Regions from separate parts of the Homo sapiens genome. Here region 2 is linked to region 1. A link is a loop called in an ENCODE intact Hi-C map of the cell type or tissue named here. Cell type or tissue: MCF 10A. All regions are shown on one strand. Links, peaks and the distances in the headings refer to the core of each region. The heading gives the core; the rest is flanking DNA.

Region 1 (16,128 bases), core at 5,534-13,533:
AAGACGTGCTTGCTTCTACTTCACCTTCCACTATGATTGTAAGTTTCCTGACGCCTCCCTAGCAATGCCTCCTGTACAACCTGTAAAACTGTGAGCCAATTAAACCTCTTTTCTTCATTAATTACCCGTCTCAGGTAGTTCTTTGTAGCTGTGTGAGAAAGAACTAAAGCAACCACTTTGAACACCGGCTGTCATTAGCCAGCTGAATGATCTGGGTTAAGTCACTCACCCTTTCTAAAACGGAGATCAATGACTACTTAAAAATATACTATGAAAATCCAGTGAGATAATGTAAGTGAGAGAACTTGATATCCCATAAAAACCTTCACATATATAAGGTATTCTTATAAATAGGGTGTATAAAAAATATTCTAGTCATTCGCATTTCTTGCTTGTTTTGATTTCAGATAAATGGAAGTCACTTGGCTTTTCTTTTAAGGGCTCAGATTTCATCAAAAGCATTGGACTCTGCTCTAGGGTCCTTTCCAGCTCTGCCATTCTATAATTCTAAGTGTCAGCCTGAATGATGCTGTGATAGCACCATTAATTCTCTCATGGCAGATAGAGACCAAAAGTCCAGGAAGAAGCTAGAGTTGATCAAGCCTGAAGGATAGCATGGGCCAGGGTACAGACTCCTGCATAAGAGTGTTTTATTCATGCATTCTTTATTCATTTATTCATTGCACATATATTCACTGAGTGAATACCATATATGCCAGGGGTTATGCTAGGCACTGGGTAAGTTGGGAAAGGTGATTGGGGGACAGGAAGAGTTATGACAATGAATAAGACAAGGTTTGTGGTCTCAGTAACTTTACATCAGGTGATGTAGGTAGATATGCAACCCATGGCAGCCTAAATGTCCCCAGGCCTCTCTCCCCTGTGGTCTCCAATGAGGTCACAGGACTTTTATACCCACATCTCATTGATTTCCATAGACCCATCTACTCACACAGAAAATCAGCCCCTTGCTAAATTGCCCAATGTTTCTGGAGGCCTAAAGGGATGTCTCACATGTGCTCATCAACAGGCTGTGCCTGCTGGCTGCTGTGCGACCCAGGCACGTGCCATCTGCCACCACCAGAGCTCTCAGGCAGGGCCCCTCTGTATTTCATAGATGTGGTTAAATTTGGAACCAACCTTAAATCCAGAGCTGTGGCAACCTAAGCCTCCCGCACAATTCCCACGAGTTTCCATGGCTTCCATCCTCCTTATCCATTTTGCTTACCACTCACCCACTTCCAACATCCTCCTCCACATGCTTGCTGAAGAATTCAGCTACTTCTATTGTTTCTAAAGAAAATCATGTGCATCAAGCACTTTATGTCCCTCATTCCTTCCTTCCTTGACTTCATAAATTTAACTGACAATTTGCATAATAGGGAAAGGACAGAGCAGAGATTTGAAGGGAGCTCACACTGCAGAGGGCAAGGCCTTTCACCATCCACTGGCTCCATCCCTCTCTCCCCCTTGCCCTTACCTCTCTCTCTTTCTCCTAAGCTACCAAGCACACCCTCTCCTCCAACCTTCCACAGGGCAGTTCCACTCATGCCTAGATGCACTGGAGACTGAGCTCCCACTGCAGGTGCTTATTACAGTATTTTCCCCGTACAGATCTGTGGAATCCAGAGGAGGGGCTGTCTCACAGACAAAATTTTTCAGGATAAGATAGAATAAACACAATCCACAAAATTTCTCCCATTTCATGACCTAAAGCACCAGCATACATTCTTTCTGGGTTCCAGTGTCATTTCCAGCAATAGAAGTATGAGGACATAAAGCAAACATCAGCCACACAAGCTGCAGTGTGGCTTCCAGTTACTGCTGTTTGTGTTGCTAAGGACAGCGGGGTGGGGCGAGGCCTGAGCACCTGCACCCTGGTGATGACAAATCAGACACAGCAGGACCCAGAGCAGGTGCCCTTTTCCTTGTTTAGGATTCTGAGTGTTTCGAAGTATCGATCATGCACCAGATGTCACTAAAAGAGGTTTTATTTGAAACAGTCTGACTTAATGAGGCTCAGATTGTTGCTGTGAGCTTGTGGGGAGAGAGTAGGTATACACAAGCAGAGGTAAATTTACCCTGGAGCTAATAAGCCTCACGCTTCACGGCCTGTCACTTGCCTACGTTTCTTCCAAGGCCCTGTCCTCAATTTTGTATTTGTAATTTTATACTCACTTTCTTAAAGAGCACTCCCATATTGTTAGGTTTCATGGCCCACAAAACCAGCCACCCCAGTACACCAGAGCCTTTGGTCCATGTTGCCACCAGGCTGAACGCAGACATGCACACACGTGCTCATGGGGGTCAGCCCTTGCGAAATTAGAAAATGCAGAATCTGTCACTGACATCCTTCTCCTCCACCTGCCTTTTCTCTCAGAGCCTGTGGCCTTGCCTCTTAGAATTCTCCATGCTCCCACTAACCATACATCCCCACTCTGCTTGGTGCACTCAACTGCCTACTTTTCCCACACCCCATTATCCAATATAGTGGTCTCCAAACTACAGCCCTTGGGACAAATCTAGTCCACCACCTGTTTTTGTAACTAAAGTTACACATCTTGTGTGTGGCTGCTTTTGTGAGGCAGAATTGAGTAGTTGCAACAGAGACTAAATTGCCCCAAAGCCTAAAATATTTACTCTCTGGCCTTTTACAGAAAACAAGTGTGCCAACCTCTGGTTGAATCCCCAGTAACTTCATAACTAATATTGACAATTCATTTCATCAGCCAAAGATCTGCTTAAAAATAAACCTACTCATGCTCTCTCCTACTGCTTCCCTCTACGCTTGAAATGAAAACCAGCTTCTGCCCAGGCCCCACAGACTTTCCATGGCCAACACTGCCTGACTCTCTGATCTGTTCTGACTGTCCCCCTTTCACTCACTATTCCACACTCTCTTTCCACATGTGCTGGTTTTGTGTTACATGTGCTAGTTTCTTTTCTTATACCTCCTGCAATTATCCTGTGTGCTTGCTTGTTTACTTGTTTACCATTGGTTTCCTCCAATGGTGTTCCTCCCAGAACCACAGGCTTGTCTATCTTACTCAATGTTGGGAAGTATCTAAAGCTGTGCCTGGCATATAGAGTAGGCCATCAAGAAACATTTGTTAAACAAATAAATGAGCAGAATGGTGACGATTTAATAAGGGGATTCTGAAACCTGAAAAGGAAGGGCCATTAATACAGGAATTTCAGAATTACACACATAGCTGGAATTTCAGAATTGCACAAATTGCACAACTCTAGGAATGGCCATCCCTATGTTGCAGGGAGATTAACCAAGGGTTCTGATATGGTTTGGCTCTATGTCCCCACCCAACTCTCATCTTGAATTGTAATCCCCACATGTTGAGGGAGAGACCTGGTGGGAGGTGATTGGATCATGGGGATGGTTTCTTCCATGCTGTTCTCATGACAGTGAGGGAGTTCTCGTGAGATCTTGATGGTTTAAAAGTGTGGCACTTCCTCGTGCTTGCTCGGTCTCTCCTGCTGCCGTGTAAGATGTGCCTTGCTTCCCCTTTGCCTTCTGCCATGATTGTAAGTTTCCTGAGGCCTCTCCAGCCATGCAGAACTGTGAATCAATTAAAACTCTTTTGTTTAGTTTAGAAATTACCCAGTCTCAGATTGTATCTTTATAGCAGTGTGAGAATAGACTGATAAAGGGTAAATCAGAATTTCTTTCTGGGACTTTTGAGGATGTAGGTTTTAGGTTTAACTCCTTACCAGGGAACCACCCAAAGGTCATATAGATTTAGTGTAAGCCACAGTTTAGTACTTCCACTGGAGAAAGAAAACTCACATTAGGGTTCAGGCTGAACACATGAACCTAGTTGTTTATCACTGTGACATATTTCAATAGACAGCTTCTGACACTGGAGCAATAACCGGAGACAAGGCTTTCACTTTAAAACTTCCTTTTTGGTAGTAACAAGCATCCTTAATGTCATGCACAGTCTTGGCATTAACCAGTGACTTTTTTCAAAAATCTCTCCCTGTTGCTGCTCCCATTCATGCCAGCCTCACTCCAGTCACTCTGGGCAAGCTCAGAACATTCTCTATGTGCTTCCACTTCCACAGCTTTCTTACTCTCCTCTCCATGCCTCTCACCATCACCACTTGCCCAAGGTCTGGCCATTTCTAAAGCTATACTTATACCCTACCTCCCCCTATCCCAGAGATCTCCCAAATTAGCATTAATTTCTTCTTTTCTAACACTCTATTGCACTTTCTTTCTACTACACTAGTTGCCTATGGCTGGATAGCAGACCATCCCAAACTGTAACCAGTTAAAACAACTGGCATTTTATTTTATCTAATGATTTTGGATCAGGAATTCGGAAAGGGCTCAGGTTGGCAATTTTTCTTCTTCACGTGATATAAACTGAAGTCACTAGGTGGAATTCATCTGGTGAATGAGTAAGTATGGTCTAAGACAGCTCACTCAATGTTTAACACATTGGTGGGAATGGAGTGTCTAGATGTTCTCTAGCATGTGTAGGTGGGTAGTCAGGCTTCTTTTCAGCAACTCAGAGACCCCAGATAGAGTTCCAGAAGACAAGAAGTAGAAGCTTCTTGGGTTGCAGTTTTCTGTCTGAAAATAAAACCTTTCATTAATGAGATGGTCTCCCAGATGGCTCCAGCCCCAAGAGTCTGATGCTTTAACTCCATCCCAGAGTGTGTGTACTCAGCCATTAATCCCTTCCTTACTTGGAAGGTAGGAGATTTCTAGGAATCTCAGACAAATCACAGTAGAATTGTTTAAGAGCTGTTTGTCTAAAGGACTAAGAGCTATGCACCAACATGGTAGAACAGGATTGCAAATGCATACTTCACTAAGCTGGCAAAAACAAAACAAAACAAAATACAAGCTTCTTTATAGTCTTTAACTGATCCAGTCTTCCTTATTAACTGCCAGTCTCCCTCCCAATCTTGCTAGATAGTAGGGAGATGGGGTGAGAATAAGGGCAGAATTTGGAAATTAATAGTATCTACATATTCAAATGCTTTTTTGGGAACAAACATTCATATAATTTTAACTTAAACTCTTTGAACAGAGCTGTTTACCCCCGTCTTCTTCCTGCTTTTCAAGATGGCTTCTGGGTGGAGGTGAAAGCTTGAGGGTATTTCTGATAACTGGGGGAGTGGAGACATAGGAAGGGGGTTGAGGTGGTGAGAGAAAGCTGGCCTGGGTACTGCCCCTCTCTGCCAACCTGGCATGGGGTGTCGATCTGATCTCAGGATTGGCATTTGCCAATTCTGACAATTTCACCTGGCCTCGTGGCATGAAGTTTATCATCTGATGCTCATGGCTGGCATTTGTTGTTGACTTTCCTGTCCTTGGTAGTTGCTTATTTCTGATGCCAGGCCCTTCTTGGCAGCTCTGTGAGTTCTCACCAGGCCATGAAGCAAGCTTCAGACCTTTTACCCAACACACCAAAGTTCAGCAGAGCCAAGAGAGCTTCCAGAGGCTCGCCCCTCAAGCCACTTTCCTCTACTGGTGCTGCCCCATATCCTTCTACCAGATTTTTCCTAGAGACCTGAAGTCCTCATAAGGCCTTGCTTGAAAAAAGGGCCACAGCATTACAAAACTCCAGGAATGGCCGTTCACAAAGAATACAATGTAACTGGTGCCCCTGCAGTTGCAAAGCACAGAGGTTCCAGTGAGGGTAGCAGGCCACCAACCTCAGTGTTGGATTCACTCAAGATTCTCCCAAGAAGCGAAACTGTGAACACATGTGTTTAACTCTTTGGCTGTTCCCTGGTTCCTATCTTCTTCTTCCCACAATTCCTCAACCCTAAAGATGCAAGATTTCTCCCTGCCTTTCCGGTGTAGCCAAGGCTTCCCTTACATTATATGCTAAGTTTTCTCTATCAAGGTTTATAGAAACTCTATGAGCCAGTCCACCAGCAATGATTCCTGACATGTTAATGGGAGCTCAAGGAATTTAGAAATTTATTTTTCTTCACCAAAGCCTGACTTTGAAGACTATTATCTTGCTAGTGACTCAAAAATCCTATTTGCTAGTCAAAGATGAGAAATAACTCCATTGCTAGAGTTGGCCTCCACCCTTTCCCTGAAGATCTTAAATCCATTGCTTCATGACTGGAAGGCCCCAGGGCAACCATCATTCTAGGAGATGGAACACTTCAGAAATTGTATGTTAAATTATTAGCCCTCATATGCATATATGTTACAAACATTGTTTTCATGTTTTATACAAATATTGACATTACAGGGCTCTCAGGGGTTAAGAAATAAGATGAAAGCTCTTTCTTATGCTGATAAAATATTCACTTCCTATTACCTTCTTCCCAGGTCCTTTCTTAACTGGGTATGAAACCTTTGCTCCTAAGGTGGTAACTGAGGGATGGATGAGATGATTTCAAACCAGAGAGTTGATAAAATGGGAGTACACAGGTGAGATTCACATGTGACAAAAACGCAAGGCTTGCAAATGTGGTGAGTGAATTCAGAGCAGATGCTTTCCCTGTTACCACTTGATGGAACCTCCTTAGGATGTAGAAGTGAATCCAAAATAGCAGCGATTCCATGCTCCAACTTCAGCTCCCATCCTAATCACAGGCTTCAGCCGAGTTGAGGCCATGTGCTCTGGCAAGGCTTTCTGTGTAACTTAAATCAAGTTTCGTCTCTGATTTATTAGGATTTTGTTAAATTGCTAATACCATTATTCTACCCTCATCCATTTCATCAGCAGCAGTTTAAACTCAGTCGCCTTGAATCAGTCACAAACAGTCCCAAAGGTTTATTTGGCCTTATATTTCTTAACACAATTTATAGCATTCAAATACTGAGTTAGATTTCAGGATGACATTTATCAAGCCTACTGTAATATGCCCTTGGCTTTTTTCTCTTCATCCCTTTCATCTATCTTGGCAGTAAAAGTGCTGCTGCTTTACCTCTGTTCCATATGATCAGGTTAAATCACTTTTTCTTTCCTAGGCCCCTATTTCAGCAGTGCCTTAGAGCTCATCTACATGAACCGCTTAAGCTTCTTTCCTTCCATAAAGCTTTGTAATAAACTTTCTTCTTCAAATACAGTTTCCCCCAGGACATACCCCAAATTTGGTCTTTTTCAAATGCAGGAATTGCTTACATTCCTGCATTTGATATCTTTCCCAAAGATGGGATATTATCTTTCCCAAAGAAAGAGGGATATCATCTTTCCCAAAGAACAGATTTGGTCTCATGGACCTCCAAGCATGTGTGTGTTCATGGGAACAAAGAGCTGAAATACTACAATCTAGTCTGAAAAAATCTCATTTAGAGGGCTCATTGTCTGAAGCGGATTACTCTCCAATAGCTAAGTTTCCAGGACTCCGGCCTAAGAGGCAGAATTCCCAGGATTAACAGAAATATAACTGCTCTGTCCTGAGCTCTCACAGACTCTAAGAGGTTGGAGTGGGATCAGCCAGTCCAACCCCACTTATTTCATAACTAGGGAATCTGAGATCTAAAGAAACTTCAACAAAGGAAGCTTATCATCCTAGTAAGTTGCCAGGCAAAGTCTCAGATGTGCCCTGTGAGTATTTTAGCGTTATTCATTCCCTGTGTTACAAAAACTCACATTGTACAAACTTCAAGAGAAAAAGAGCACAGGCTCTAAGAATGGGCAATTCCAAGTTTGCATTAAAACTCCAGCACCTACTGGATATTCAGGCAGAATGTATTTCTCACCTTTGAAATGGATTACAACACTGCTCCCTTGGAACATCATGGAGCACCCACATAGCACATGGGACATTTCAGAGCTTGGTAAATGGCAGCTAAACAGTAATTTTAAAGAGCCTGGGGCATGGACATCTGGGGGAAAAGGCTTAGGAGTTGGGAGGTAGGTGGAAACTGAGAACAAATAGAGAGATCAGTGAAAACCATGTGTGGGTTTGGCACAGTCTACCAATGCCTAGCTTAAGATTGCAGGACCAATTTGGAGGACTGATTATCTCAGCCAGCCAGTCAAGCCACTACAGCTCAGACAATTCAATTTTCTGGAGTTCTCTAGATCCTACCTCACGTCATTCATTTAATTCTTGCTCCTGTCTCATAGAAAGAAAGAACAGAGGAATTAAAGAGAGAAGAAAAAGAGGCTGATCAGAGCCTGCCATCATTACAGCGAGAAAACTAGACCACACTTAAGTGAGCCTCCCCCTCTCTCCCTCACTTTTATTACTGGTGCTGTACAGTGAGTGCATATTTCATTGTTCAACTTCTCAAAAATAGAAGTCCTTTATATCACTCAGTCTTCCTGGTACATGGCTGGGCACAAGGACAGGCATCCAATAAATCATTTGTAAAGTCATGAGGCTGAAAGGGAGTTGAGAATAAACCCACTCATTTTCCCACTGAGAAGATGGAACGAGGAAGGAAACTAGAGAAAGTTAACAGATAATCAGCCCTTCTTATGTTTGGATGTAAGAGTGGGTTTAACAGTGTCCAGAAGATCAAAGCTCAATCCACACTCCTTCCTCCTAAACATGCTTTATGTCTCTTTGTTCAAAGTGGCCAGAAGGCAGCCCAAGGCTTCTGTTTTCACTCAACCTCCTAGCTGAATCTTGCAATATTGCTTCATTTAGTAGGTCCACAGTCATGTAAGAGAACAATTTCCTCTTCCTTGAAACTTTTATATGGCCTTTGTTCTCCTGCTAGGCCAGTTCCCAACTAAAGTTGAATTTCCAGTTTAGAAGTGAACACATGGCCATGTGATTTAATACATTCTCGCTAGTCGAACTGGAAAAGTCTGTCTTTAGAAATATTGTATACAGCTGCAGCTGAGACCCAAGGCTACGGTTTACCCGCAGATAATACTAGGGCCAGAAAAAATTCTATATTAAGGTTCAGTGATCCCAAACTCAGACAACTGTCGCCAAAGCTGGGCAAGTTAATGCCACCGTCTGCAACAGCTGGGTTTCCACAAATACCACCACGCCTCTCACTCATCAGAGGTATTGTGTCTCCAAAGCCATGTTGGTTTTGCAAGACTGCCTGCTACTTGGCACCATTTCAATGTGTGACTATTTCCATTCAAGATCTCCCCATCTGGCAGCAGCCTAGGCAGTCATGCCCTGGTGTGCTGGTGGTGTTCTTACAAGAGGATCAGGCCACTGGGATTGTAACACCTGCCTCTGGGCTATGCGGGAAGTAGCCAGGGAAAACAAAAGAACACAGGGTATGGCTGCAAATAAATAAATTTAAAATGTTGCATGCTGTTGCTGTAGCCAGGTGACAGAAGCCCATCTGGATATAATCTACTCTTTGGAAGCAGAGTCAGATATCCAAGAAGTGACAGATGCACACATACAGAATTTTTATCCATCAGTGAACTTGCAAAGTTTAAATTCTCTATAGTGCTCCCTTATTTGGGATATTTGCACAACTAATGATAATATCTTTTCAGATATATCTTTTCAGGGACACCACAAATTTCACGATGCTTCCCTGGGCTCAAAAGATTCAGTCAGTCTAATCACATCTAGTCTCTAGGAGATGGATAATGAGAAAAGTCAGAGCTGCTATGTCTTCATCCTGGTGACCTCTCATGGAGAGCTTAATTAAAGTATTTAGGAGGAAGGAGGAGGGTATATGGTAGAAGCAGGTTTTAATTTTCTTTCTTAGCTAAAAATGTTCTATTATTCTATCTCAACACTAATAGAATCCTGATTTATTTTTCAAAATTTTCAGAGATGATTTCATGTGTTTTTCTAGGTAGTTCTAATATTTAGTAGGCAGTTATTCTTCCGATTCCACTGGGAAGTTAGAGTGGTGCCTTCCCATGTCCTTTGGAAGCCAAGAGGATGGTGCCTAGGACAATGTTTTGCATACAGTAAGTGCTCAATAAATGTTTGTTGTGTTGAATTAAGAAGGAACAAATATATCCACAGAGGGAAAAGGGCGGGGACTATATGAGAACAGAACTCAGTTGTTCCCGTAATCCCCAAGAATGATCCAGCAGTGGGATTTAGGAGTCAGCTGAAGTTGACTGCTCATCAGAGCAGGCTGTTGTAAGAATGATTCCAAGTCCTTCATCCATACTACTCATGCCCCTATTAGTGAGGGTTTTGTAAGGATGCAGTGGTGAAGTGGCAAGTTTTGCTATTTACTAGCTATATAGTCCTGCACAAATTATCTAATCTTTCTAAACCTCAGTTATCTTATCTCTAAAATGGTAATAATAATGAAATCTATCTAGTGTTGTTCTAGGGTCAGCTTTCACTGGTTTGCAAGAGGTGATTATCTGCTTCTCTTCCGGACTTTTTTCTCAGTGGCTCACAAAATAATGGCTCATGTCACAATCAATAGAGTGTTAAGAGTCAATGAAACATTATTATTTTCATCATCATCCTCATTATTATACTAGACCCTTTATAACAGTCCATGTAAATTATCTTTAAAATGTAAGAAAAAACACACTAATGTGCCACCACACATATAGTAGCAACCTGCTGATTCAAGGAGGAGCTTTGAAGTAGACAAGATCTCCCATCTTCACCCCTGCCTACAATTGGCAGCTTTCCCTCCTCCTTTCCTAACTCCTCCAACACAGCCCTCTCTCAGGAATGAGCCCATGGGGCCTCTAGCGTGGTGTGAGTGACTCCAGTGAATGTGACTTCCCATGAGCAGGTTTGCACTGACAGCCTAATGGCTCACTGGGCAAGGGGATCTGAGATCCCCTGCTAAAGACACTTACAGCAAGCAGAAGAAGGGGGCTGCTCTGGTGTAGAGGCTTTCCTGACACTGAAATCATCATGCAGGTGCTGTTTGCAGAGCTGCTAGCTTTACAACTCTGTTGCCTGGTGGGTGAAACATATCTGAAACTCAATACACGTTTGTTGAATAAGCCAATGAATGATTAAATGAATAATAATAATAAAGGTATACCAAATATGAAGAATTTAATATATGAAATAATCAAGTGTTACTTAGGATGTATTAAATTGTCCTTAAATATCTTGCTGGTGGAATGTAAATTGCTTTAGCGCTTTTAAAGGACAATTGCTGGTATGCATTAAAATTTCATATGTGCCTACCATGCTGTTTCAGGGAACCACTCATGCACAAACTAGAGTTCACAAGGATCTTCGTAGCTGTGTTGTCTCTAGTGGGAAAAAAAAAACTCTAATGAGTCTATCTATGAATAAGGAATGGGTTAATAAATGCTACTATATCCATAGCCATTCCGTATGCAACAGTTAGGAAGAATGAGGTTAATCTGTATATATTAATAGGAAAAGAAATATTAGTGAAATAAGAAAACAATTTACTGAACACTATATATAACATGATTTTTAAATTTTTTAAATATGAAAACCATTTTTTCTGTATTTCTGTATAAGAGCCTAAATGCACAAAAGAAGGTAACAACAGTTACCTCTAGAAAGGGGTATGGTCTAGAAAGCGTATGGTCAAAGTAGACTTTAGCTTTACTTTTATGCTTAGATTTTAAATTTTACAACTAAAATGTGTTCATGTATTATTTGTATAATTAACATTTTTAAAAAATAAAAGGGAAGCATAGCTAATGGATGTTCAGGCTGAGCCATAAATTTGTGCAGCAGCTATGTGAGCTTGTTCTCTGCTGAGGAGGGAGATGACGTGTCTGAACTGTGAGCATCCAAGCACAGCAGTGCAGAGCTGCTTAGAGTGGCTGCTCCTCCGGCTCTGAAAAATTATGAGCCAAGACAGAGGAAAGCAGGGTTCCCCAGATGCCACTGCAGTGACAATCATCTCCAAGGCTGTCTGGCAGGAAGGTACAGGCTGATGGGATGGCAGAGGCCCCTGCTTCCCTCTGCTGATGCCCAGAGAGGCGAGGGTCAGGGAGTGAGGGACAAGGGAAGAGTAGAGGGAGAGAGTATTGGAGTCATCCAAGACAGACATTGGTACCTGGTAATACCCGGTAACTGTGCCAAGAGCCAGGCCTTTCCATAGCTGAGAGTTCAGGGGATGTGATTTCTCCCCCCGTCCTTCATCCCCTCTACTCTAAACAGGGTGATTTCTCTGTGTTGGCACCAAGTGCAAACCCTCCTCACACCACAGTCATAGAGCCAGATGATAGCTCAAAAAGCTGTCTTGGTCACTCCTTGCTAGGAAGTTAGGAATTAAAGAGTCCCTGGAAAAAAGTAATCACAATACATATAGAATGTTCTTTTATCTTCCCTGGAAACCAAAATATTTGTTGTCCCTTTGTGAGTTCAATTTCTTATTTTTTAAAATTTTCACAGAATGGGATTACACCACCTTGCTTGGTCTCCATCCAACTGTCCATGTATTCGTTAATCCACCCAATCACATTTATTTAGCACCAACTACATATATATCAGTACTACAGGATACCTGATCTTGAAGGTGGAAAGTTTCAAAGAAGGCTTTGAGGAGGTAACATGAAGAATGGGTACAGTAAGTAAGCCATATCCGGGCAAACTTTTGGGAGTGTGACTGTAGGGTGAGAGTAGGATGAGGGAAGGGACCAAGCAAGAGTACTCCAGGCTAAAGGGAAAACATGGGTTGCAGCACATTTTAGCAACTCCAACTCCCCTATACCCACAGAAGAAAAAAGCAAGTGTGGAGCAACTCTAAACTTAGTGATGAGGAAGTAAGTTAGAGTCCCTGTGAAATGGGAGAGTTCCCGGTTCCCCCTCTCAGTACTTGTGACAGGGGTGTGGAGTGACTGACAGGTCACCGTCCTGCTGCTTCTCAAACCCCTTGCGGGAAAGGGAGCACGCAGAAGGGCAGATGCAGAGCTGGGGCGAGCACTTTGGGCTCCAGCCCCATGGTAGGGTCTCGAGGTGGGCGCCTGCAATCCCAGTGCTACAATGCTGTCTTAGCCTTGCTGTCCACAGATGGCTTTAAGTGTTAACCAGCTCTATGGACCCTCTGCCTTTTTGCAAGGTCAGAGGGCCAGTGTGAAATCTTTCTGTATCCCGAGTTCTTATCCAGCATCCCGGGAGTATCGGGTCACACACGGGCTTGAAGGATCAACGCAGGGTTTCGTCGAGTGGTGGAGGTGGCTCTTGGCGGGATGGATGGGAAAGCGGAAGTGGGGGATGGAGTGGGAAGATGATCTTCCCCTGGAGTTGGGCTGTCCAGCTGCCAAACTCCTTTCCAACCACCCCCAGCTGAACGTTCCTCTTCCTGTCTCCCTGCTGTGTCCTTCTGCCGTCCCTCTGCTTCTCTTCATCTGCTGGTCTGCTCCTGGAGCCTGGGGTTTGAGGTTTATATGGGTGCAGGATAGGGAACGTAGCAGGCCGAAAGGCAACTTCTTGAGTGCAAAAACAGGAATGCCTGTCCTCATTTAGGGCCAAGGTTCTTCAGGCTTGAGGGTGGGGTTCTTGCCAGGAAACCACCCTCTTCTACTCAGTATCTCCCTGTCTCCTGTCTATATCACCTGTGGGATGCTAGATGCGTTTTTACAAAGCACAGGAACATCATTCAGAAGGATTTTCATGTGTGTTAATGAAATATCAAAAAGGCTGTGGAGACAGAAATGCAAAGTCATTGAGGACTGGAAACCGAATTTCTGACAAAGAGAAGCTTGGTTAAGAGGGTGATGGCATTTTTTACCTCCAAACTGTGGACAGCTGTACAGTCTGAAATGCTCAGGAGAGACTCCATCAAGCTGAAAGCAGGAATCAAGTTTCCCAAAGCCAGGCTGTTTGAGCCCTTTACCTCCTTGGCCAGCCTTTTTTAATTTTTTAATTAAAAAATCAGTTCCAGTGGTTCTCCCATGCTCAAGAAAAGCAACCGTACACTCTAACTTACTTTCAAATACCTTGCCACTTTTACTCCAGATAGAGCCACATAAAAGCCAAGAGATAAATCAAATTGCTTGTCAGAATATCAGGTAGGCTAGGGACTGCTGGGATAAAAAAAAACCTGCTGTGGACTTCAATGGCTCTAGAATTGGCAAAAACATGTGAAATCATTCCTGAAGAGCTCAGGTGAGTGCCCTGCAGGTAGCCAGGCGGGCACTCTACCCTCCTTTAGGCTCTGAATCCAGCCCAGATTCATGATAACGTTTGCAAATGGTGTATTCATAAAACACTTTTTGGTGATACTCTAAAAGGGAGCTGGAGGGTCATTTTGTTAATGATTAACTGACAACACAACCAAAGCTCATTGAGCAGCTACTGTGTGTCCTTGGAGTTAGAACTCAAGGATGGAATGGGGGAGGGGGATGGCTGCAAAATGGTGTAAAAAGAATTCAAGACTGGCAGGTATCATGCTGGACCCCTGTTGACTTCATTCAATAGGAATGGCATCGTGTTTGAGAGGCTAAAGACCTGGCACCAGTGAACAAGACATAGGGTTTATTGAGGGAACTTACATACAGGGCAGTCCCGTCCAGTGGTGGTGGACTAGACAGGAGAACTGTAACAACTTGTATAAAGCATGCAGTTTATATAGTGTTTTCACTTAACACCCTCCTCCTAGGAACCTCTACCCATTAACCTTCACTTAACCCAAAACAAAGAGCCTTGATCCTCTGTACAGCCTGTGCTCCACAGGATGGGCCAAGGGATAAGGAATGAATCTCCATGTTGGCTACTTCTGGATTCCTTAGCTTACAGCTACAAACACACATTCTTCTTAGACCATAGGGTCATTCTCAGAGTGTGCCTAAGTTATGTTATTGCTGTCAGGTGTGTCTGTCATACAGAAGGCTCTTGATTGGATGTAGTACACAGTGCACATTAGGGAGGGGCCTTAGAGTCCCACTTTCCTGTTCATTCACTGTGTGGCTTTGATCTGTGCACTTCAGTTTCCTCTTCTATAAAATGGGATCAATACTATCTTCTAGGCCAGGTGAGGTGGTTCACGCCTGTAATCCTAGCACTTTGGGGGGCCAAGGCGGGTATATTGCCTGAGCTCAGGAGTTCGAGACCACCCTGGGCAACATGGTGAAACCCTGTCTCTACTAAAAATACAAAAAAAGATAGCTAGGCGTGGTGGCGCATGCCTGTAATCCCAGCTACTCCCAGGCTTGAACCTGGGAGGCGGATGTTGCAGTGAGCTGTGATCGCACCACTGCACTTCAGCCTGGATGACAGAGTGAGACTCCATCTCAAAAAAAAAACAAAAAAAAAAAACAAAAAACAAAAAAAAAAACCCTCTTCTACTTCAGGTGGTTACAATTAAAAGAGATAAGCATAAAGCATTTAGTTCAAAGAAAATTAGGCATTACTACAAGGGCAAAAAGTAGACTGCTAGGCAGCTTTTTATGAGTGAGCCAGGGAAACAGTAGGAGCCTAGAGGTTCTGGACATTTTTAAAATAAGGGCAGTGCAAATTCTAGCTATATATATCTCCTGAGGGCAATGCCTCACAAACGAACGCATTGGGTTTCCTTTCATTCTATATTGGTTCAGTTCTACATAGTTACAATTTGAATTTTTCAAATATTCAAGTTATGGAAATCACCCTTTGCAAAAACAACATTAAAATAATTAGAATCTGAAAAACAGATGCATTCTATTTGGAATGTAAATTAAGCCTTTAAGAGGAATTAGCTGTGGTCTATACTTAACACCTGCCAGCTCGTCACAGCTATTTCTCCCTCTTGGACCTGGTTAACGTGACAGAGGCATAAAACCTGTTGAAACATGAAACTATCCCAAATGGAAAATGCAGATGATTCACTACAGGTAAACTAACTTAGTCAATATTCATTACAAGTTGATGCAAATTATCACAGTAACAGTTCCTTCAAAAGACTGGTTGGTGAGGTTGTGATATACTAATTAAAATTATCTGGTTATCTGAAGCTCATTATTCACCTTCTTCAATTCTGCCTAAAATTAACCTCTTCCATTTCAGTAAATTCATCAGAAAATTTATTTGAATGAATTAGTTTATTAATTCACCACTTACTACTGAATTTCCATTGTGTGTCAGGCCCTGTAACACCTATTTTAGGGGTGTTACATATCATTGACCAAACATATCAGGCCCTGACTTCATGGATTTTCCTTTATAGAAGGACAGACAAAAAACTGAAAAGAAATATATATTAATATTGTCAGGTAGTGATTAAGTGTTGTAAAGATCAAGAAACTATAGGATGGAGTTACTTTAGAAAGGCTGGTCAAAATAGCCTCTCAGCAGAGGTGACATCTG
Region 2 (16,128 bases), core at 4,700-12,699, 58 kb after region 1:
GTTCCCGGAGCAGCGCTAGGCAAAACCCGGAGTGGATCTTGGGAAGAAAAGCAGGCGCTGCTCCCGGGCTCAGCACCCGGTTTCTTAGGCGCCGAAAGGTCCACCGTTTGCACACACCAGGGGTGGAGGGCTCGCTAGCGGTGGGAACCTGGAAGGGGCCAAACATGCTGTTCAGAATAATTGAGGAGGTAGAATATTCTTCCTGCTTGGTAGTGTGAAATCACTTGTTTATGGCTTCCATTCAGTCTCCGGTTTGCAGATAATGCCCCTTTCTAAGCGGTGAAACTCATGAATGTTGATCTTGCAAATCAAGCTGACACTAGCAGCTTTTGTCCACCAGGGCGTACATCAAGGCCTGCCTTCTCCCCAGCACGTTTCCCCCCTCCTCGCCATGCGCATCCCAGGCTCCCGGATTCATGAAAGGCGCGCTCCGCCCCAAGGCGACCTGAGGGTCTCTAGCAACAATCCAGGGGCTTGTCTGCCAAGCGCTCGGGCCCCACTTGGAGCGTCCTGTTCAGAGCCTCAAAGAGAGGCCCTGAAGACAAATGGCCCCGACAGGAGGAGGTCACCCAGTGAAGGGCTGCGGGAGCTCTAGACCCTTGCCCGGAGGCCTAGGCGCTCGTTCTTAAACGCGCAAACCGAGCCAAGCCCGGACAAAACCCGGGCTCCGAGGAAGGAAGCAACGAAACAATCGCATTTATGTAAAGGGAGGATCGAGGAGAGAGAGAAGGCAAAGCCAGCCAGGATGCGAGGATCTGAAATAATGAGATCAGACGGGGGACGGCGGAGGTTAACTACACCCACAGAAGCCATCGATAAAAGAGGCTTTGCTGGAAGTCAAGCCGACCGCTGGTTTTTAGAGTGGCTAGGTGGTAACTCTGGATCCTGCTGTAATAAGATGCCTTTTAATTAATGCTAACGAGCTAATGTTTATTAACTGTTCAAAGCTCCAGAGGAATAGGTGCGAACTGCAGACCAAATATGTCTTTGGGTGTTGTGCGATGAATGTGACTGCTGAACGAATTAAGAATAGTCAGAGGCACCCTCATTCTTAGGGATCCAGGCTCATGAATAAAGATATTCATGCGGCCTGGTGCGGTGGCTCACACCTGTAATCCCAGCACTTTGGAAGGCAGAGGCGGGTGGATCACCTGAGGTCAGCAGTTCGAGACCAGCCTGGCCAACATGGCGAAACCCCATCTCTACTAAAAATACAAAAATTAGCGGGGCGTGGTGGCATGCACCTGTAGTCCCAGCTACCTGGGAGGCTGAGGCAGGAGAATGGTGTGAACCCGCGAGGTGGAGGTTGCAGTGAGCCGAGATCGCGCCACTGCACTCCAGTCTGGGTGACAGAGCAAGACTCTGTCTCAAAAAAAAAAAAAAAAAGATACTCATGCTTAATTTAAATTGTATTATGTGGCAGTCTCCAAACTGGTCTCTGTAGCAGAGGCCACTCATTGTGCTTCAGAAAGTTACTGTTTACCTGTGTGTGTTTCTGTTGAGAATCATTTCAAAGCTGAGGTTGAGCTGTGGGAAGGATATATTTCCACACACAAGTCTGTACTTTAAAAAATTATCTTGGTTGCTTGGTACAGGATGAGTTACCAAGAGGGTCAGGATTCCTGCCGGCCTGGCAATATTTCCTGCTTCCCACCACCCCACCCACTTCCCCAATTTACAAGCCCTGCCCCCTCCCCTAAAGAAGACCTGTGAATGACAGGCTAGTCCTCTGCCTCCTGGTCCCAGCAAACAGGAGCACTGATTCTTGGCCTTTCTTAATCGACCTTGCTGTGACTTTGACCACCATAAAGTTCACAAGAGAAGAGATCATAAAGGATGATCAAAGTCTAGTTTTCTGAACAGGAGAGATGATCAGAGTGACATTTGGGGTTGGCACACATTTCCCAGACAGAGGGAATATGGCGAGTTAAGGCACCGTGGGAAGAGTGTCATCCATATGTCATTGTTCACTCTTTTACATTAGTTATGTACTCCAGTCCTGGAATCCAAAGGTCAACAGAATGCAGCAAGTGAACTGCTGCCCTTCTGTGGGATGAATTCTTCAAGAACAATCTTGGCTTTGTCAGTGTTTCTTACCTGCATGCCTTCTTGGATCTTGGTGTTTTCTGTCTGTTGGCTTTGACAGTGTCCAGATTGGAGGTTATTTTCATCCATGCAGTCTTCCTTCCCTCTCATTCCCTGGCCTTTGAAGAATGACCCCTCTCTGACTCCACATGGCTCTGGTAAATCAGGACATGTGACCAATAGGGAATATGACCAGGCCAATCCTATTCTCTCTTCCAGGAACTGGGATTTTCAATAGAGAGACCCAGGATATAAGAGGTTGAACAAATTATCCCGTAACTACACCCTAAGGACAGGGTTCCAAGGGTTGTGAACCCTGGAGCTGCCCTGTTGCTGGTACCTTCCAAAACATATTCTTGAGCATTTCTCTCCATTTTACAGGCTTCAGAAAATATTTTTTGTTCTTGCTTAACTTCAATTAATACATTAATACACAAGTCATACAGAAAATAGCAAGTTTAGAAATCAATTTTTTTTGTGAAATATACATCCAGAAAACTTCATTAAAGTGTATTACAAACAACTATAAAGTGAACGTTACGTATGTGTTTACTACCAGGGTTGGGAAATGAATATTATCAGTAGCCCGGGTGCCCTCTCTAACCCACTGCATTCCTCTCCTTAATGATAAAACCACCTTGCTCTTCCCTAACTACTCTGCTAACATTCTTGACCATCATTTCCTTGCTTTGCTTTACAGTTTTATCACTGATGTATGTATCCCTACACATGTTGCTTAGTTTCATCTGTTTTAACATTTGTGTGAAAGGAAGGAGGATTTTGTGTCTTTACTCAACATTACATTTGTGGGAGTCATCCATGTTATTATGTATAGAAGTAGGTTATCCATGTTATTGCTGTATGATAGTCCATTTGTAAACATATCACAGTTATTTATTAATTACATACCTGACAAACATTTGCATTGTTGCCACTGGGAATATTACAAACAGTGTTGCTATGAGCATTTTTATTTATGTCTCCTGATATATGAAATCAAATTTGTCCAGGGGAAATCTCTAGGAGTACAATTGCTGGGGTATAGGGTTATGTACATCTTCACTTTTACTAGACAATGCCAAACTGTTTTTCCAAAGTAGTTGATCCAATTTACAGCCCCACTTGCCCTAACAGAGAGTATGAGAGATTCTGTTATTCTACATCCTCTCCAAACTTGATATTTTCATCTTTTTAGCTTTTGCCCATCTGGTGACTTTGTTTTTATTACGATTACCAGAAAACTGAGGAGGTGTGCAGCTTTCCATATTTGTATTGGACATTTGTCTCCAAAAACTAATTACTATTTCTCTCTTTCTCTTTCTCTCTCTCTCTCTCTCACACACACACGCAAACACACATACATGTGTGTATATTAACAGTTCAACTTAAATGATCAAAATAAATAGATCAAATTTCATGTTTTATTCAACCACCAAATTCAAGGAAAATTGTGTTCAAATTTTCTTACAAATACATTTGTTGTTTAATCTATATTTACCTCAGCAGGTATCATTTCTTAAAACTTTGGGCGCTAATTAGGAACTCTTACTCTTGAAACTATTTCATTTGACTTTCCACTTGAAGATCTGCCTAACTTCACTAAAACTTGACATTAATCCCTGCTCTTGGAAAATAACTATTTGCTTCATGCCTGTTGGGTGACATACACCTTAACCATAGATGCTAGCATGAAGCTGAACAAATATCCTTCAAAAAGGGCCTGTCATGAAATGAAAACTTTTGTGGGTTTTTTTGTTTTTGTTTTTTTGCCTGGTAGATTTGTCTGTTCATGTGTAATGAACATATAATGAAAACAGAATATCAGCCAGCCCGACCCAGGTATGACCAAACACACCTTTGCACCACTATATTTAGGCATTCAGCAAACTTCTTACTCTCTGCTCACTAGCCACCAATTTTTGTTCTGTGTTCTCCTCCTTGATCAATAAAAGAATAATGAGGAAATGTAAGGCATAATGACACTTAATGAGAACCTTCTAGGTGCTAAAACATTGGGATATGGTTTTGGGTTCTGTTCTAGCCCAGGGGACCATCTAGAACAGGAATGGCAAATTGGTTTCATTTCACATGTGAATTCCAATTTGCAATAATGTATGGAAAAAAATTCCAAAGTCACATCTGGGTTTAGGAAAGACTGTCATGACAGTTTAGTCACATCTGCTGTGGTGTGGGTGAATAGTTCTGTCATCTGCAATCTAGAGCGGTGGTTCTCAAATTTGGCTACCCCAAAGGGGACTCATCTGGGGAGGTTTTACATATACCAAGTCCAGGCACCACCCAAACCAACTACATCAGAAACTCTGGGAGTGGCCCAGGTATCTGTATTTTTTCAAAACCCTCAAGGTGATTCCAATGAGTAGGCCAGATTTGAGATGCATAGGTGTAGGGCAGTGTTACTTAAACCTGTTTTCATTATTGCCACACCCTCCATCACCACAGCCTTTCCAGGATCCTTTTAAGATACGTTTTTTCCCAATCGCCACCCCATGAAATGTTAATACCACAGATATACTGTGTATGTGTTTATGTGCTGTAGGTATATCTGTACTTTATACATAAAAAGGGTAAGATTTTGTCAATTCCCTCCACCCTACAGCCCTTGATCAATTTTCACCCCCTTGAAAGCAGTACTGGCCCTGTTGAGAATCCATGATCTAGAGAACAAGAAATAGCTTTTAGAGAATGATTTATAGTAACAAAAATAATACTTGGTACAGTTTGAGATTCGGGTGTTAATAATTTACTCTTTGAAAGCAAAACTGCCATTGTAAGCATAGCAGTGGAGGTACAAAATTAAGCACTGTGGCCATGGATTCACTCGATTATGTTGTTAATAGATGTTAGAAATAATTAAGGGGTGCTGTTAATTGAACCAGGCACTATCTGATGTGACAGTCCCCTGCTGGTAGATAAGTACTAAGAAGTGAAAATGTTTACTTTCCTAGCAAAAGAAACTGCTTCTATGGTAAATAATCCCCAATTACTCAGTCATTATTTTTATTTTTTATTATTAACAAAATTGATTTTTTTTTTTCTGATGGAGCTTTGTGCTTTATGGTGGTGTCCGATGCTTTACTATTACTCACCAGCTTAAAGAAAAAAACTCTTAGCATGAGTGTTAACCAGACATTTATTCATCCATAAGCTACAGGGATCCTTATCATTATGTATTTTATTTATTTACTTTTATTTGTTATGTTTTTGAGATGGAGTCTTGCTCTGTTGCCTGGGATGGAACGCCACTGCATGATCTCAGCTCACTACAACCTCAGCCTCCCAGGTTCAAGCGATTTTCATGCCTCAGCCTCCTGAGTAGCTGGGATTACAGGCACACATCATCACAACCAGCTAATTTTTGTATTTTTAGTAGAGACAGGTTTTCACTGTGCTGGACAGGCTGGTCTCGAACTCCTGACCTCAAGTGATCTGCCCTCCTCAGCCTCCCAAAGTGCTGGGATTACAGGCATGAGCCACCATGCCCGGCCTCAATATGTATTTTCACTTTTACTTTACAACTGAAAAAAACTCAATATTTTATCATTTATGTCAGATAAATACACATTTAAAGACTTATAAATAAGGTAAGGATGCAGATGTAGGTGATTCTCGTCCATTCCCAAAGTGTCCCCCTAGCCGGTCTTGATAGCTGGCTTGAGTGCCAACCCTGACGCACACTTGCTCTGTCATCCTGGGCAAGTCACTTAACCCATCTGTGCCTTGGTGTCACATTTGAAGAACTGAAAAATATTTGTGCTACAACAAAGGCTTCCAGTAAGAATAAACATATAAAGCTGTGTCTTTGGCTGGGCACAGTGGTTCACGCCTGTAATCCCAGCACTTTGGGAGGCCAAGGTGGGAGAATCATTTGAGTCTGGAGTTTGAGACTGAGACAAGCCTGGGCAACATAGTGAGGCTCTCATCTCTACCAAAAAAAAAATTAAAAAATTAACCAGGCACGATGGTGTGTGCCTGTAGTCCCAGCTACTCTGGAGGCTGAGGTGGGAAGATCACTTGGGCCCAGGAGTTGTAGGCTGTGGTGAGCTATGATCGTGCCACTGCACTCCAGCCTGGGGCGACAGGGCAAGATCCTATCTCTAACAACAACAACAAAGCTGATTTATAAAAGTAGAAAGGTGCTACACAGATGAAAGATAATGGTGATCTGATGCCACTTAACAAATATTTTTTAGTCCCCTAGAATCCAATTGCTACCCTTAACACATGGAGCCCAAAGATAAGTACGACACTCATTCTGGTCTCAGTGAGATCCCATGGACAGCCTTCCTGCCGATACATCTTATTGGTGGTTTCCACTACATGTAAATTCTTGTCCCCAGAAAGGAGAAGAGGTGGACAAGCTTACAGATAGGGATCAAGTAACAAATATTCAGACACAGTGAGTATTATATGGAATAGGCAGTTGCAGTTCAGGACTGTCTTTTGGTTTAGGAATCACCAATGCATCTTCAGTGCTATGGTATATAACCGCAGCGCTGCTGCAGTATCTCAACGTTGTCACAGTTGTGCTCTGTGCATTTGTCCACTGACACCAGTTGGTCAGTGCTGGGTCCTTTATTCAGAGTAGACACTTTGAGGGAAGGACCTGTGGGCTCCTCAGTGGGCCGCTGAGCTCACAGATTCCTGATTCCAATTACATGCTAGCCGGTGGAAAGAGGAGCTGAACATGGGTATTGAACAGTGAGGGAGGCAGAGCACTCAGCAGACCCAGGGCCTTATTCATGCCAATGTCATTCTTAACCAACTCTGTCACCTTAAGCCCTCATCTGAAATGGCGAGTTCCCACCTTCTCTCTGGTTTGTCTCTGGCAAATCCTGCCGTAATACAGAAGAGCAGGGCTGCCGCTTTTCTCCCCACCATCCCAGTATTTGTATGCTCTCCTGCCCTCACCCCTTCTTCTGCTATAAGCCCCATGGCAGCAACTTTTAAGACTCTCATTTAGTGACACACAGAAATGAAATGAGAATGCATTGAGCTGAACCTGCCGTCAGCACACTGGGTGCAGGAGAGCTGAAGATTTCCCCAGCTGTGAGGACAACCTGCCACGCTGATCCAGTTACCAACAGCCCCTGCTGCAGAAGGGAGGCAAGTCAGTCTATGCCCAGCCCAGTTTAGCATTGGCAGGCTTTTGAGTACATCTAAGAGCCTGAGGAAAGCCAGACACAGAGAGAAGGGGGCAGCTGAAAGAATGACTTAATAAAGAGCCACATGAGTCGCCTCAGCCTTGGGGTAAATGAAGTTTGCTGTAGGAGGCTCCCTTGGCAGAGGCTCCCATGAGACATGCCAGCTGCCTTAAAAACCCTTGCCACTCCTTGCAATTAAAAGGCAGCAACCTCATGTGCCACACTCTCAAAAATGTGCGTAATGCATTTCAGCAAATATAAGTGGCAGATCCCCCAATCTTGAGTCCATCTGTGGTGGAGCTTTCAAGCCCTACGCTAATAGAGAGATGACACAGGCCAGCTGGTTTGAGCTGGTTGAGCCTGAGAAGCAGGGAGAGGCGGGGGAGTCACAGTCTTGCTGCTGGCAGTAAGACCAACTTGTTTATTTTTTAATGATGAGCACCTCAACACCAGCAGCCTGTTTCCCATACTCAAGGTCTCCTTAAAGTTCAGCTCCTCCTAATTATGTAAGACAGCCAGACCTATGAAGTATGGAACAAAAAGTTGTGATGGTGGTATCAGTTGTTTTAATTTAATTGATTTTATATTATTGAGAGAGTTCAGCAAATCACATATAATCTCACGAAGGTATGCTGACATAGCAGCTTCGCTGAGCTAGAGACTCTTCAAATCAGAGTAACTGGCCCAAGCATCAGCTACGTTTCATTTTTCAGAGATCCCAGTTGCATTAGGTGCTATTCTAAGAAGGGCAGCCACTTTCTCTCCTGATTTAATCACCAGGATCACATTTTTGTGACAGATAAATCTGGTATAATCTTCACCACACTTAAGGTTGGCTGTTGACCTAGAACGCTCTAAAATTATTTTGTAGGGCATAAAAACCTCCTGGTAATGCCGCAAGTACCCACAACAGGTATCAGCAATGAGAGCTGTTACCTGAGCCCAAGCCCGCCTGAGGTACTGCTGCCCTCCCCTACTCTTACATAAAGTGTTACCTGTTCCCACTAACACTCTTCCACGCTCTCCTTCTATTGAGAACAGGACATTCACACACTACTTCCCCAACTCCTACCCCTCTCCTTGAATCACAACAGAGCACAGACTAGAACATGAGCACCTCAATTTCAAAACGTTTATCTCTTCTAGTTGAAAATGATTTTCTAAATTATTGCCAAAATATAGCTTTTATCCTCCATCCTCATCCATTAGAATGTATGGCAACTACTACCTAGCTAAACATGACGTATTACTTATCTCCATAGTCACAGTATTGATTCACAGGACCTGTAGGACATCTCTGAATATGCCTGTTCATCAGCATACTGGAGACTTTTGGATAGAGTTTTGCTCCAGGGCAGAGTTTCCAAGTCTGCATTTTGCATGCAGAATGTCAAAAAATGTTAACATGTGTACAAAAGGGTTCCATGGTCCACGAGGTTTGGGAACCACCAAATACCAAATAGCCCTTTTGGAGATTCTTAATTTGAATTACCACAGTAAAGACTCTAAAAAGTCCTACAGTCAAGAAAACATCCATTTACCCAGCATTTTACAAACACATTTGACCCCAGAACATACCCAGATACCTTGAGAAAACACAGATGTCAGAGCAGAGGAACAGGGCATTCCTAACTGAGAAGCTGTTAATAATCAGGGATGGATGCTAGTACACCTTGTTAAATGATGTTCAGCTGTGTAGTGTGCAGGGGCATCCTGGACCTAAACTTACAGTGTTAATAGCATTGATTGAGTTTATCTGTGCCAAGTACTGTGATAAATCCTTCACCTATGCATAACCTCCTTTATTTTAATCTCTACAATAACTCCATGAGGCACATTCTAAATACACCCAATTTTGCAACTAAGGGACAGAGAGATTAAGTAATCTGCTCAAAGTTATACAGTGTTTTTTTGTGTTTTTTGTTTGTTTGTTTGTTTTTGTTTTTGAGATGGAGTTTCGCTCTTGTTGCCCAGGCTGGAGTGCAATGGCGCAATCTTGGCTCACTGCAACCTCCACCTCCCAGGTTCAAGCATTTCTCCTGCCTCAGCCTCCCAAGTAGCTGGGATTACAGGCACCCACCACCACGCCCAGCTAGTTTTGTATTTTTAGTAGAGACGGGGTTTCTTCATGTTGGTCAGGCTGGTCTTGAACTCCCAAGCCCAGTTGATCCACCCGCCTCGGCCTCCCAAAGTGCTGGGATTACAGGCGTGAGTCACCATGCCTGGCCTAAGGTTACACAGTCTTTAGTGAGTGAACGAATAAGCAGTAGAGTCCAGGTCTACCTGTCACCAAAGTCTGTGTTCTTAACCAAAAAGCCCTCTGCTTCCCTGTGGAACCTTCATATCCTCAGAGCTGCCTCGGCAGAGATTTGAATGAGGACAAGCATGAATCAGGAAGACAGAGTCCCCAGGAGCTCTAGAATTGAGAAGTCAGAGGACTTTCCTAGTCCAGCCTCACCCAATCTAGCCATTGTGACCTACCTCAAATGAGTAACTACTAGAGTCATGGATATGACTTAGTATCTCCAGTGATGGGGCCTGAGTTGAGAATTCACAGCTGCCATTCTTGTGTTTCTGTCAGGGGTTTATGTTGCTCTTCTTACAGTGGGGACAGAAGCAGAATCTCTAGCTTGAGCTTCAGAATGAAGACTTTTAATTGCTCAAAGCATTATTGTGTGCCAGTAGCTGCTCAGTGTTATTCTAAGTGTGGTCCGTGTGTCAGCAGCAGCAATATCATCTGGGTACTTGATAGAAAGCCAAATCCTTGGGCCCCACTCCAGACCTACTGAATCAGAATCTCTGGGGGCGGGGTCTAAGAAACTGTTTTAGCAAGGCCTTCAGAGGGTTCTAAGACATTTTAAAATTTGAGAAGCCCTGATCTTATTAGCCCAAATCTCTCATCTTATAGATGACAAAACTACATCCCAAAAAGATCAATGGCTCATTCATGATCCTAGAGTGAGTAGTGATAGAGTCAGGTGGAGTGGGTAGCTGTTAATTTTACCTATTCAGTATTCGCAGCCCTTTCTTTTGGTAATAGTACCCAGATTTTGCTTGGGGTATCCTCCTTCCTCCTCCTTCTGTTCATGTGGTTTGGATGGGACTAACTGATGCTTCCAGATTCAAGGGTGAGGACATGACTCAATCTGGCCAGAGTAATTTATCCAAACTCTGACCCCAGCCTGGTCACAGACACATGGATTAGGGATGGACACATGACTACGCCAGGCCAATGAAACTGGGTTATGGGAATTTTACTGGAATCTTGAGAGAGGAGCTTTCTTTTCACTGAGACTGATAGCTATAAGCATGACATTTAAATGGCCTGTGTATCATGAAGCCCACCAAAAGAGAAGTCCCATCAGGAAGGCACTTCTGGCCTTGTTTGCCCTGCTCTGAGCTCCAAAACCTTGTTTTGAACTGTCAGCTCAACCTCAGTCAGTCCACTACATACTTAAACAACACCCAGGGGGAGACAGTGGAATGTGAGCCTCTCACTGTGTTTGGGAGTTATATGGAGTTTACTAAACATAAAGATATTCATTGAGCACTAAAAGCCAAACTCTGGGCTCTGGTAGGAATATTTCAATCCTTCTTAAATAGTAATAATTTCTAACAAATGTGGCCAAAGAGATAGTTCTGGTCCAGATTCCCCAACTAAGCAAAAGCGTGGATAACAGATATTGTGGAATTCCCTTAAACATGCTTTAGAAAGAAAGCAGTAGTTCAAAGCTTTTCTGTTAATCATTCTATGTTCAATATTAGCTAAATTACAAGAGTACTTCCAAATATCAAAATATCCTCACTTTGAAATAAAAGTCTTCAGTACTACAGCCTCCCTAATCAATAAATGGCCTGAGCTCTAGCAAGCTATCTCCCACCCTTGCTGTAAGGCTGTAAGAACACATTCATTGAGCATGATATGCCAGGTACTATGCTGAAACTTTGGTAGGTGTCATCTCGTAATCCTAGAAACAGCCCTTTGAGGGATCAATTAGCTAGTATCCTATGAGCATTCACTGTATACCAGACATTTTTAAGCACTCAACAGTGTGCTTAAACAACTAACTCATTTTATTATTTCACTTTATTACAGGGGTTACATAATTAGCAGAAGGGAGGAGCTTCAAATCCTGGCACTCTAACACAGAGATTGTTCACTTAAGACTACACAGTACTACTTATGAAAAAAAACTGGCAGAAGGTAAGACAAATGATCAACTTCCTTTTGGTGCCCTCTCCAGGTTAGTGAACCAAATAGGTTCTAGGTTAGAATCATCACCATAAAAGTAGGGGCTAACATCAGTGACGTCTAAAATTTCTTTTGGATCTATTCTACAACACTACGGATTTTTGGACATGATTTTTTTTTGCTACCTCTAAAGCAGTGAGACCCTCTGGAATTTCTGTGTAAGAGAGTTTTAGAAGTGGCAACCTGTTTGTTAGATAAAATTAGGAAACTTGAAACTACAGTTACATGGCCAGCATGCTGTATTTGGCTTATATGCTTATTCAGAGCAGATTTTAGAGGCTGGGGGTTAACAGAAATTGCTATAATGCCTCTCCCAGAAGCTACCCCTTGGTGTCTCCAGATATGAGTCATTGTTTCAGAGGTGTGGGAAAAGAAGAAACTCCTGCTTTCGGCAAACCTGTATTGGGTTTGGTCTGATATTGAAGAATTTTGCCCTTCCTAAATTGTGGAGGTCATCTCACCCTCCAGCTAAGCCAAGCAGAGGGTGACAATGAATCCATACATGACAAAGAAAGTACTCATGCTTCAGGCCTCTATCTAAGTCATTTAGCTAAATGCTTTTCCACTGGAATAAGATTTTGGACTTTATTTTAATCAGCAGGTTTTTCCTTTGAGAGGAGTTTCAAATCTCCCTCTTAGGAAGGTCATGCTTCCTTTGCCTTGCTAGGCCTCGGGATAGAAAATAGGATTCTCTGGAAAAAGCTATCACTTAGTAAATAATTGATTGGCGATTGCTTTGGATTTGATTCGCTAAGCTGAGAACCTTCGACACAAACTGTGGAGGGTTCAAGAATGAATGCAAAGTATGTGTGGTTTTTACAATTTGGTGGTCTAAGCAAGGTAGAGGATGTCTAGCAGGGCAACAGTGTTCCTTAACCTTGTTTTCTTTGGTTTAATGTTCACAAGTCATAGAATATACAAATAGAACAGTCACTAAATGCTTTTTTCCTTTGAACAAATAGTTTCAGTTCCTACAGATACCACCATTGTACTCCAGTGGCTTAAAATAGCACTGTGGTCACAATGTCAGTCCCTAGTAGACCTTCCAGTTTTTCTAGCTAGCATTTCCCTAATACCTGTGATAATGCGTCTCCCATAAGCTAACAAATTAGTTCAGGTGGAGGAATGGGGCAGGGAGACAGCTGGCTTCATGCGAAAAAGAAAATGCTTTCTAGTCCTATCCGGATGCAACAATATAGAGGAAATTACAAAGGGGTGTCTAGTTCCTGTGTGGGGCAGGAGGAACACACTTAGAAAATGTAGGAACTGTCAAAGCAAGGACTCTCTCTTAGCTGGGTGAGGTGGCTTATGCCTGTAATCCCAGCATTTGGGAGGCCAAGGCAGGGGGATTGCTTGAGCCTAGGAGTTTGAGACCAGCCTACACAACATGGAAAAACCCTGTTTCCACTAAAAATACAAAATTTAGCTGGGCATGTTGGTGCATGCCTGTAGTCCCAGCTACTCAGGAAGCTGAGGCAGGGGGATTGCTTAAGCTTAGGAGGTCAAGGCTGCAGTGAGCCGGGATTGTGCCACTGCACTCCAGCCTGGGTGACAGAGCAAGACCCTGTCTCAAAGCAAACAAACAAACCCTCCCTATCTTCAGATATGTGCCCAGTGCTGGGAATGGAAAAATGATAAGACTCAGTGCTGTTCTAATAGAGTAAATAATACTTCATAAGGTTAAAGAGGAAGTGGGTGATGCTAAGAAACTAGAGATGTAAACTACTGTTTCCCAAAAGATTAATGGTGAAGAGAAAGGTAGCTCCAGGTGAGTGCAATGTTGAGTGAAGAATTAATTTATAGTGTGTGTCTGAGGGTAAGGGTGCTTGAGCATATTAGTAAATGATAGAGCCATGTTGAGGATGAGGAGAAACCGACAGTGTCTTTCAAGGTACTTCTCCCATAGTATCAGTACATGTGTTTGCACGTTGATTTATTGGTTTATCCCATTCTCCTTACTATGCACTAGGCCAGTGCTAGACTCTGGAACAAAATGATGTCCCCTGACAACACACACAAAAAATTCACTCTCCACTCTTTCTTCTTCCCTGAACTCCTTCCCCAGAAACCACTTCCAGGTGTGCTTCTGCCTCATGCTCAGGGCCACTCAAAGCCAAGTCTTTCCAACTTTATCACTTCCTTTGTTTTGAAGAAGGGTCAGAGGAAGTGCTTTTACCATGTGTTTTGTTTCTTGTGCAAAGCCCACAGGACCTGATGGTTTGGCGCCCCCCAGGGGTACCCAATGGGCCTCTTTCCTGCTCACTAACAGATAAGGGGAACTGAGGGGCCCACGGAGGCCAGCCTGAATGATAAACTTTATGTACCCTAAATTTTCTAATATTTAGGGGTCAGGGGAAGGGGAGACTGCAGTCCCTGGAAGCTTTCTTTAGTGTAACTTGAGGCTAAGATGCCTAAGATGTGCAATGAAAACTAATTCTGCTCTGCCCTAGTCCAATGACATTGGACAAGTGGCTTAAATTTCCTCATATGTAAAACGGGGCCAATAATGGCTAATTTCAATGTTTTTGTTAGAATAAAATTAGACAGTGATTTACAGATGAACTTCAAAATGGCCCAGAGAAGATGATATGACCCATGTTTTCAGTCTCCAAAGTCCGGAGGGTCTTTGTTGTCTCAGCGAGTAAATAGAGTTGAGACCAAGCCAGTCCCACTCCTAGAGAGTTAGTCCTCATACGTAGAACTAGAGCAGATCCAGACACACTGGAATGGCTCAGAACAGGGGGCACTTGTGTTGCCAGGTGCCAAGTGGTGTTTTTATGAAATCAGGGTCCCCATGGTCAGCTGATCCCACGTGCGTGCTGATTGGCCAGCCTGTTGTCTAGATAGCAGTTCAGTTTCCATGGATCTCAACCCAGCATGATGCAATCAGTAGGGATGTGAGGCACTTGTTGTTTTGCTTTTCCCTTAGTCTTTAATCATCCAGTGGGAGTCAAAAACTCACTGCCTTGGCAAGAAACCCCAGGCTTTGTAATCAGTCCTTCCCTGAAAATCAGGTCATGGTGTTTCAAAAGACAATTTTCTGAAGGAAGATGTTTTTTAAAGAAGTGTTCAAACTTGCTGGCATTTTTACAAGGATAGTATTGATCATCCATGTCAACCTTCCTGAAGAACTGTTTGTCTGCCTTCCACTATTGCCACTTGCAGTCTGCCTTATCAAAGTAGAGGGCTAGGGTGAGACAGACCTGTGTAATGAAGAAGCCAAACAGAGATTCAGAAGTGTTAAGCCTCCCCTAGGAGAAACAAATGATCACTGGGACTTAGGCTATCTGTAGAAAAATAAGCTGTCTGCACTTACGTGTTGGTAGTTTTCATCATAAAAATCACAGAATATTAGAGCTACAAGGAGCCCTAGAGCTTTTCAGTTCATCCCCTTCATTTGATAGACATAAAAACTTACACCAGACAGGTGGAGTGATTTGCCAAGGGTTACCCAGAGAGTGAAAGCTTTAGGACTTGAACCCGTGTCTTCTAACTCTCAAGCACAAAATCCTATTCACCGCATTTGTGTTATTAGCTAGTTCTAGGAGACATGCTGAGCTTTGTAGAATGAAGGTAGAAGGACAATATTTATACACAGAGGGGCTAAGCTCAGTGAAGGTGGGTGGGAAGCATGGGGAAGTTGAGCAGGCGCCCCTTTATTAGCCCAGGAAGGGAGTCAGCCAGCAAGAAGAGCTCGCTGAGGTATGGGATGTCTCAGGGAAGGACGAAGATTGTAGCTGTAGGACTTTACTTTAGGACATTCGGAGAGGTTTTAGGACAAATTTCTGGTCAATCACATTCTATAAACCAGAAGAGGGTGGGGGCAGTGAACGTGTTTGTGTTGTACGCTTCTATAGCCCCAGCACCTGGCATACTCGTTCATTTATTTACCACGTTTACGGAACACGTATGGCTGCCGGGGAGAAAACGAGGTGCAGATATTGGCAGAGGCAGGAAACCAAATTGTACATAAATAAATGTAAAAGTTACAATGTATTCAGAAAGCAAAACTATACATTTCCACAGGTAGATAACTTACGTTGTATGTACATGTTATTTAAAAAATGAATGAGAAAAAACACACCAAACTCATTGTGGGAAGGAGACTGGGGAATCATGGTTTAAGTGAATTGCAGGAGTTTTTAAAAATAAAAATGCACTTATGTGTTAGAAATCAAAATAGTGGCCATTCCCTTTGGGAGGTGGTATAGTCACTGGAAAGGGGTGGGGGAGTTTTGATTTGAGCACTGGGTGTGTTCATCGGGTGAAAATGTATGGGGCTAAATTTTCAAGTATGACTTTTCTGTATGTGTTACATTTCCATAAAGTTTACCCAAACTGTATTCGGGTGATATTTTTTCTATTAGTATTTTTTATTATAACTTTTATTATTTATTATTTAGTATATTATAGTATACTCACTTCAGGTATACTACTTATGAAGTGGTATAATTTTATTTCAGTATGAACTTGGATTCATTATAAATATTTTATAAAAATGTGTAAAAAGAAGTATAAAATCACTAAAAATGTATAAAAAGTATAATTAAAATGTTTTTTAAAAGAAGAGAATATTGAATTATTTAAAATGCTCAATTAAAACCACAAAAGGCAGACAAAAAGTGGAAG

Evidence for each region. Peaks named below come from ENCODE experiments on the same cell type or tissue, not always from the same donor. Only the 100,000 strongest peaks of a DNase experiment are listed, where the experiment ranks them.
Region 2: it touches region 1 in a loop (3-fold over the local background); 8 of 110 quality-filtered maps call a loop at or near these places.

The regions. Positions count from the first base shown.
Region 1 is chr9:2,285,065-2,301,192 of GRCh38, reverse strand. LOC105375955 (a long non-coding RNA gene) reads right to left here and starts at 12,093. Exons shown (of 4, transcript XR_929426.3): 1 at 11,900-12,093; 2 at 11,047-11,114; 3 at 10,707-10,809; 4 at 4,290-4,594. In MCF 10A, for the core only: no CTCF peak of the experiment used is centred there; a DNase peak (open chromatin) is centred at 9,012.
Region 2 is chr9:2,225,904-2,242,031 of GRCh38, reverse strand. It overlaps LOC107987043 (a long non-coding RNA gene), which reads left to right. Exons shown (of 5, transcript XR_007061395.1): 2 at 11,344-11,451. It also overlaps the pseudogene RN7SL592P. Among named protein-coding and RNA genes, the nearest start is that of SMARCA2, 220 kb to the right of the region's middle. RefSeq lists enhancers at 31-905, 1-1,096. In MCF 10A, for the core only: no CTCF peak of the experiment used is centred there; no DNase peak of the experiment used is centred there.